Regions from separate parts of the Homo sapiens genome. Here all the other regions are linked to region 1. The links are chromatin contacts, found by Hi-C or POLR2A ChIA-PET in ENCODE. All regions are on one chromosome and are shown on one strand. The core of a region is the stretch at or near the end of the contact, and the rest is flanking DNA. Distances in the headings are between cores, read along the strand shown.

Evidence for each region. Hi-C counts contacts between places; a loop is a spot of excess contacts on that map. ChIA-PET counts read pairs that join two places held with the same protein, here RNA polymerase II (POLR2A). Pooled maps may share reads with other maps.
Region 2: a loop to region 1 is called in a map of endothelial cell of umbilical vein, with 9 times the contacts of the local background. The contact joins two enhancer-like sites. A Hi-C loop is called at or near these places in 1 of 168 maps with a recorded cell type or tissue (endothelial cell of umbilical vein) and 3 of 50 pooled maps. POLR2A ChIA-PET finds 5 or more read pairs at or near these places in 1 of 52 experiments (HEK293).
Region 3: a pooled map shows a loop between it and region 1 (2.1-fold over the local background). The contact joins two enhancer-like sites. A Hi-C loop is called at or near these places in 1 of 50 pooled maps. POLR2A ChIA-PET finds 5 or more read pairs at or near these places in 2 of 52 experiments (OCI-LY7 and PC-9).

What each region holds. Positions count from the first base shown.
Region 1 is chr6:47,046,364-47,049,019 of GRCh38, reverse strand. No RefSeq gene overlaps it. Among named protein-coding and RNA genes, the nearest start is that of ADGRF1, 5.4 kb to the right of the region's middle. Within about 2 kb of position 1,304, at least 9 of the 41 ENCODE cell types and tissues checked have a DNase peak (open chromatin) inside an H3K27ac peak, as active enhancers do; they include PC-9 and endothelial cell of umbilical vein, where a contact is called at or near this core.
Region 2 is chr6:46,947,495-46,950,150 of GRCh38, reverse strand. It overlaps a transcript of ADGRF5 not described here. Among named protein-coding and RNA genes, the nearest start is that of ADGRF5, 27 kb to the right of the region's middle. Within about 2 kb of position 1,335, at least 4 of the 41 ENCODE cell types and tissues checked have a DNase peak (open chromatin) inside an H3K27ac peak, as active enhancers do; they include endothelial cell of umbilical vein, where a contact is called at or near this core.
Region 3 is chr6:47,133,542-47,136,197 of GRCh38, reverse strand. All of the region lies in intron 2 of LOC105375081 (a long non-coding RNA gene), which reads left to right. Among named protein-coding and RNA genes, the nearest start is that of ADGRF1, 93 kb to the right of the region's middle. Within about 2 kb of position 1,342, at least 10 of the 41 ENCODE cell types and tissues checked have a DNase peak (open chromatin) inside an H3K27ac peak, as active enhancers do; they include PC-9, where a contact is called at or near this core.

The sequences.
Region 1 (2,656 bases), core at 55-2,554:
GTATGCTTTTTTGGTGGATTTATTTATATCCTTTTGTCTATTTATCTGGTTGATTGTCTTTTTTCATTGATTCCAAAGAACTATTTGCATATTAGGAAAAATTTATTAAATAAATTGAAAATAGCTTCTTTTTTTCCAGATCATTATTTCTATTTGGATGCTGTTTATTGTATTGCTGACCTTGCAGAATCTTTTCTCCTTTTTATGTGAAGACACCAAAAAAATACCATTTTTTTCTTTTTGTGACATCTAGGTTTTGTTCTTACTTTAGGAATACCTTTGCCATTAAACCAACACATTATTTAAAGAATGTATCAGCAACAACTGTTTTCTTCTACTGTCTTTAAAGTTTCATATTTTGTGTTTATATTTTAAATCCAGGTAATATTAACTTTGGTGTAAACTGTGAGAGAAGGATATGCATTTATACAATTTCTAACTGGTAAAGTGGGCGCTTTTGTAGGTGAAGATTGGTTAGTTGTGGAACAAGGGTAGTTTACTGAATATGCTTTTGTAATTTTGAGTTTTCTACCTTGTTCATGTAAAATTTACCAACATTTTATTAAAAGAAGCTGTTATGCAGAGACATTATTGACTGTTATGTAAAAACATTAAGAAAGCAGCTCCAATTGAATGTGACCCTGCAGGAATACAAACCAATGTTTTCAGATCTTCTTATTTTCCAAAAGAAGCTGAAATTTGGATTTTTATGTGAAATCCCCTGATGTTTAAATGTCGGCAACTAATTCAGAGTTAGAAAAACAAAGCATGGTCCAAACAAAACACATCTGCTGGCCAGATGGGGCCCACAGGGTGCCAGTTTGAGACCTGTGTTTTAAACGCTTTTTCTTATCCTCAAAGATTCATGTAAGTGCCTCTCCTACAGCCTTCTGTGGCACAGTGTGTTCAGCCCCTATCGTAACATATTTTAACTGATTGTTGCTGGCCTACCTTCTCCATTATAGATGCTTGAAGAGTGTATTTATAGATTTTGAAGTCCTGAGGCTTAACACAGTGTCTTGTACCTAGTAGACAGTATAAATGCTTGTCAAATGAATAAATAGATGAATGAATGAACTCTGCTCCAAGCAGAATCTATGTCCTGAAAAACTGGACAAGGCAACTCAGGTCACAGAGGTTACCTGGTTTGGACTGCTCCTTCTCCTGCCTCCTCCATTAAGTCCCTCAGTCACCTTCATGGTAAATTAAGTGATTGTACCGCATAGTGATTTTGTAAACAGGTGGCCGCTACAACGTTGTGAATCTTGGCCACTAGATGTCTCTCTTTGCCTAAAGGACATTTGGAAGTGCTGGAGTCAATGTGGGGTTTGCTGAAACAATACGTAAGTGAAAAAGAATGTCCTAATCTCAGGTCACATCTTCAGATGTTTGTCCTCATGAGGAAGTTGAGCACGGCCATGACACCAGAGCAAAAGTGCCCAGGGACGGAAGCAGCTTAATTTTGTTCTAGAAGAGCTTCTCATCCACAGGAAGGACCCTTTGCACTCTGAGTCTGTTGGGTGTGAGCCTCTAATCCAGCAGACTCATGAGTGTTCTCCAGAAGCCTTGCTTGTGTTATTTTTCTCTGATGCTATAGGCTGGTGGAGAAATGCATCTTACTGTAAAGGGTCTGGAACTCTAGAATCTGCATGGTAAAAAGGAGGATTCTTGTAAGATATAGCAGATTCTCTATTGAGGCTGTCCCGACCCTGTAGAATTCCTGCACCTCCTGTGATTGCAGGGGGTGTGTTCTGGTGCCTGCAGCTGTACCTTTCCTATGGCCTCACGAGGATCTTTTGAGCTTGGAGAGGTGGGCTTCTTGGTGCTGTATAACTCTTATTTTAAACACAGACGGAGTGAAGGGGAAAAAGGATTATCACTTATTTTATAGGTTATAGCTTTCTCTTCTCAGTGTTATCTGTGTACATTCTGTACAGAGAATAATAATTCTGTATCAATACTGTACATTCTGAACTGATTAAAGGCCACAGATACCGTCTTGACCAACTGCCAGATTTACACAGGACCTTGAATTTAGTGACACTTGAAGCTTACTTCTTGAATAAAATGAAGTGTGGACTCTATAGGATTTTGATGGCTCTCCAATTTATTATGGAAGGTTCAGATGATAAGAATGTTCTATCTCATTAGTACCTGGTTTGCCTTTGCTTTTTCTTTGGATATTTAGCAAGGGTCAGACACTTCTATTTGTATTTTTCATCTGTCTTTAGGAAGCAGTAGAGAATAGTGTGACAGAACAGACTTTGAAGTCAGGTTGTGTTGATTTTCTGGCTCACCATTCACTTAACTGCTCGATGCCTTCACTCCATTGTCTATAAAATAGGGTTGCAGAACGTATAAAAACACATGAAAAATGATCACAACAGTACTTGGCACATAGGAAGTACTCCGTAAATGTTGGCTGATCCACCACAAAAAAAAAAAAAGAAAGAAACCAACAACAAAAAAAAGAATGAGATCTTGTCATTTGCAACAACGTGGATGGAGCTGGAGGACATTTAGTGAAATATGCCAGGTAAAGAAAGACAAACTTCACATGTTCTCACTGATTTGTGGGAGCTAAAACTAAAACAATTAAACTGATGGAAGTAGAGAAAAGAATGATGATTTCCAGAGGCTGGGAAGAGTAGTGGGC
Region 2 (2,656 bases), core at 86-2,585, 99 kb after region 1:
AAGGGATGCCCATAATGGGTGGAGTCCGGGTGATGACCTCAAAGGTCCCTTCCCGCTCAAAGCTATCAAGAGTCTCGTGATGTCAGTGCGGTGATCCAAGCCACCAAATGAAGGTCTGCAAAAAATATCATCAGGCTAGAGTGAGGATAGCTGACTTTTCACCAGCTAGCCCTACCTATCTGCTGCAGTAAGTTTAAAATAGGGTCTTAGTAACAATGGAGTAGGCTGGACTTCCAGGAAAGAGCAAAAAAGAAACGAGAACAATGAGGAGGGAAAACTTCACTGTAAACCACTCTTCTTGGGTTACTCTTTAACTAAATTATGGGTTACTTCTTGTGCTGCAAACACATTCCTATTTGATGGAAAACTGCCACATTTCTGTACATTTTCAGCTCAAGTAGAGTCAGGCAAATAACAGCAAGACTCAGAGCTTTGGCCCTGATTTCTCCTCTAGCTAAAATGGAAATATGACTACATGGATATGGGTTCCTAGCCATTCCGAGGTCTAACTTTAAAATGTGAAAAAGAAACTGATTCTACCATCTTCTAAGTTGCAAGGACTATGAATGGAATATTTGACTTTTGGAGAGAGAAGAAAGCTGGCTGGAACTGTCTGCCTGCTGTGAGTCAAGTTCACTGGCCACTGCCTTCTACCCATCTTTCCTTTTCTGCTACATGAACCACCTCAAGAGCAGTCTCTTTGTGAAGTAGGGATCTGGAAACTTTTAGAGAAGTAAGACTTAGGCTTAGGTAGACCCTATACACATCAGCAACCACTCCAGGCAGCCCCAGAGCTTTCTGTTAATACTTTATCCTTTGTGGACTCAAAGAACTTGCAGTTCTGGACCCTCACATGTTTCTGACCATGCTTGGGCAGCATCTCAGCATGCCTTTGCTTTCTTCAATCTCACTTTGAGATCCTGGGGGAAGAAAGCAGCAGTCCTTTCAACAGAAACAGTTATAAGCAAATGCTATATGTTTTCAGACCGAAACAAAGCCATGATATATTTTATTCTCAAGGCTTACCTAAGTTAGCTTTCTTAAAAACACTAATTAAAAAAAATCCTTTGAAATGTAATCAACTGTACATGACAAAATCATAGAAACCCTTGCAGACCAGGGTATTTATTTTTAGATGCGCATCAGCCTACCCAGCATAGCAAAGCCACTGTCTCATGTCCAAAGCATGGCCCTGGGAATTTCCTCTAACAAGGCTGTGTTTCCGCCCATTGTTGTAGCACAAAGGACAGAAGGAGGCCTGAGTAGAGGCTCATGTTAACCCCGCCTAGAGTAAAATCTGGAACCTGTCATCACCTCGGTTGGATCAATGTGGTCTTGAGGGCTGGGGTCAAGAGGGAGATTGCCCGCCAACTCTGGACAGATGCAAATGAGTAGTCATCCAAAAATATTCCAGAGACCGGTGACGGCAATTCAAAAGTAAAGCGTCAGCTTTCTTTTTGTAGTCAAGGATCTAAATCTCACCCGTACTGTGAAGTGAATTCTGGTCTAGACCTGAGACAGCGATGCTGTTTGAGGATCTTGGCTTGAATTGCAATTAATAAAGTGATTTTAAGAATATTTTGTTTTAAAAAAGCCATAAATCTGTGTACACACAGCCCCAATAAACACACACATACACACACACACACACACACACACACACACACACACACACTCACTAGAGCAAGTATCAGATACCTGAATCACCCAGAACTTTACTATTATTCTAGGCCAGTTTCTGATCCTTTATTTATTCATTGATGAAATGGGCATAACAGATCTCACATCCTATTAGTTTGGGGATAAATAAGGTATAATATTACAAATAATCTCACCCAAACTAGACTTTTGCTTAAGTTTTTGCATCTTGGTCCTAACATGTTTTGAGCTTCTTACAAGAAACTTGTGCACAAATATTTACTGTCAAGTCTCCAGGGGTTTTATTTGTTTGTTTTGCTACTACAGGAAAAGAAGGCCAATTTGTTACTTAATTGGCACACTTTACAAGCAAAGCTTTTCATGCCTTTGTCAAGTTCCTTCTACTCCTGGGGAAGGTCACTGCATTATTACTCAAAGTTGCAATGCTCAGGGCTATGTCTGGGGGTCTCCGTGAAAGATGAAGAGGTGGGTCTCAGGTCTGCACACAGCAGTCCACACACATCCTGTCCGGTGTTGAGTCTGTGATCTGCATTCCACAGCCCCATCACCACCCCTGCCCAATCAAAGGCCCAAGGAGCAAGGGGGACCTGCACGTACAAACACCAGCCTGAGCAGGGACTGGGTTGTTGGCCTCTGCTGGCAGGTGGATGTCCAGGTCCCCCCTCCAAGGTCCGCAGATTCAGGAAAATGTGCTGTAGCCCTTTGGTGAGAATGTGAGAATGTTAGTAAAAATGCCTTCATGGATTGTTTTGTTTGCAAGTGTTTATTATCAGACACCCCTCAGAGGTTCACAGGGCAGGTTGCGAATGTCCGAAGTGGGGCCTGGGAATTTCCTTCCACAAAGCCTGTGCTTCCTCTCTTTGTTACTCCTCAAAGAACAAGTTGGAGCATTACTAGAGATCCTTACTTAACCCTTTATCCTGCCCACCACTTCTTCGTTTACATTACAGAAAATTCACGCTGCCAGCCATCTAAGGAGCAAAAAGATGTTTGGGTT
Region 3 (2,656 bases), core at 93-2,592, 87 kb before region 1:
ATGTTCTGCTTCTCTGGAATACAGTCTGATGAGATTGTGAATCAAAAAGATACCTCACTGCCCGGTAGTATAGGTAATTATATTATCACAAAGGTTTTGGGTAAACATAATGGAGAAAACAATGTTGACAGGCCGATAAAACGGGAATAGCTCACTAAAGGAGATTGTGTAATCTTTCCTTCATGGAGGATTTATCTGAAACAACAGGTTTCTAGTATTCCCTACAGCATTCCAAACCCTGTTTCCAGAAGGCAATTTGCCAATAGGTATCAAAAACATTAAAGGCATGACTAATGGTAACCTCAGACAAATGACTCAGCATCTCCAAAGTCAGTTTCCTCATCTGTAAATAGTAGGGTTTGGGGGAGGATTAAATAATGTTTTGTAAAGTACCTGGCACAGAGGGTGTATTTGATAAATATTGTCAATGTTTTAAGAGTAATGATGACAATATTTTCACTTGTAAGAGGAAATAAGCACAAAGATTTTGTGATAAAGACATTCTTTGCTGTGTTTTTACAAGTACTAGTGAAAAGTTGGAAACAACCTGATTCCAGCAGTAGAGAATTGGTAGAATAGGGTCTGCTGGTATATCTAGCAGCCTAGATTATTATTAGGCAGTCATTTAAAAGGACACAAAATATGTTATTACATGGCAAGATGATCTTGATTTATTGTATTTTAAAAAACAAGTTTAGAATGTTAAATACAGTGTGCTTTTTTGTTATACGTAGATATGGGTAAAAATCTGGATGGGTTTACATCACTATCTTAACAGGTATTGATCCTGGAGAGAGAATTATGAATACCTTTTACTTTATTATTTTTGCTTCTCTGTATTTAAGTTTTTTCAACAATAACATGTACATCATTTAAAATAAAATTATATTTATTTTTAAATTTCAGGCTTTCTTACTTACCCTTCTCTCCCTCAGTTTATCAGATCTGTGCTGCAGGGCACTAGAAACAGACAACATTCACTAAAAGCCATTTACTAAACATTCACTAAAATAACAAGTATTAATACTTTTTGAGTATCTACTATTGCCCAGGCACTGTTCTAACCAGATGGACAAAACTGCCATCAGAGAGCTTAGCTTTAGTGGAGGGAAGACCCAAAATAGACACATGAAGAAGGGAGAGTAGACCCCACATCCAGAAAAGATGAAAATTTCTATTCCTCCTAGCAACGCTTGCTTCCCACTCCTACAAGCACCCTGCAGTCTGAGATCCAACGTCATTTCTTTGGATAAAGGCCACTTATCTTGTAAAGCGAACAGTCTGCTTAAGTGTAACATGCTGTGTCAATACTGGTAATTTATACCTTGGTGTGAGTCATTTCCTGAGAATAGATTATCTGACCGTAAAGGGAAAAGGGCTGGGAGTGAAAGTACACTGAAGAAAAGGCAAGGGAGGGGATGGGAGAAGGAATCTGGCTTCAAAGCTTCCCAATTTTAGAAAAGTAGAGGATGTGAAAATGGAGTGGGCTGGGGTGGAGTGTTGGTGTGCCACCGACACAAGTGGGGAAGGAATGTGCAAGTGGGGTCAAACTTCACACATTTCTCTAGGTTTTTAGGAACTGATCTTGGTTGTAGCAGCTTTTCTATAGATCTGAACACAAATGTCACTTCCTCTTCTCTTTCCCTTTTCTTTTCTCTTCCTCTGACTTCCCGTTTTATTGTTCACCAGCAAATCCATCTTTTTTTTTTTTTTTTTTTTTGAGATGGAGTCTCGCTCTGTCGCCCAGGCTGGAGTATAGTGGTGCTATCTCGGCTCACTGCAACATCTCTCTCTCGGGTTCAAGCGATTCTCCTGCCTCAGCCTCCCTAGTAGCTGGGACTACAGGTGCCCGTCACCACACTCGGCTAATTTTTGTATTTATCGTAGAGATGGGGTTTCGCCACATTGGCCAGGCTTGTCTCGAACTTCAGGTGATCCACCTGCCTTGGCCTCCCAAAGTGTTGGGATTGCAGGTGTGAACCACCGTGACTGGCCAAATCCACCTTTTACATGTTGTTGTTTTTTAATGTTTGATTTTTTAATTTTTGAGATGGAGTCTCGCTTTGTCACCCAGGCTGGAGTGCAGTGGTGCCATCTCAGCTCACTGCAACTTCTGCCTCCTGGGTTCAAGTGATTCTCCTGCCTCAGCCTCCTGAGTAGCTAGGACTACAGGCATGTGCAACCACACTGGGGCAATTTTTGTATTTTCAGTAGAATATGGGGTTTCACCACCATGTTGGCCAGATTGGTCTCGAACTCCTGACCTCAAATGATCCACCTGCCTCAGCTTGGCAAAGGGCTGAGATTACAGGCGTGAGCCACCGTGCCTAGCCAAAGTGTAGTTTTAATGTTATCTGTGCAGTAAGGCTTGATCCTCCCACACTCTACCTCTTTTCTCACCCCTAGTTGGGCAGAAATTCTCTGGATTCTCTGACACCACTTTATCAGATAACAAGACTCCAAGTTAATCCTATGCAACAATTACTTTCTACATTGAGTTGTAGTTGTAAAAGTAAACACTGTCTCGCTTACAGGAGAAGATGATCGTTAAGGGTAGGGTCTATGTCTATGAATCTTTGTATGGTTCAATGACAACATTAAGGAAACACCAGATTAAAGTCATTACCCTCATGGTGGCACAATTTGCGGTACATAT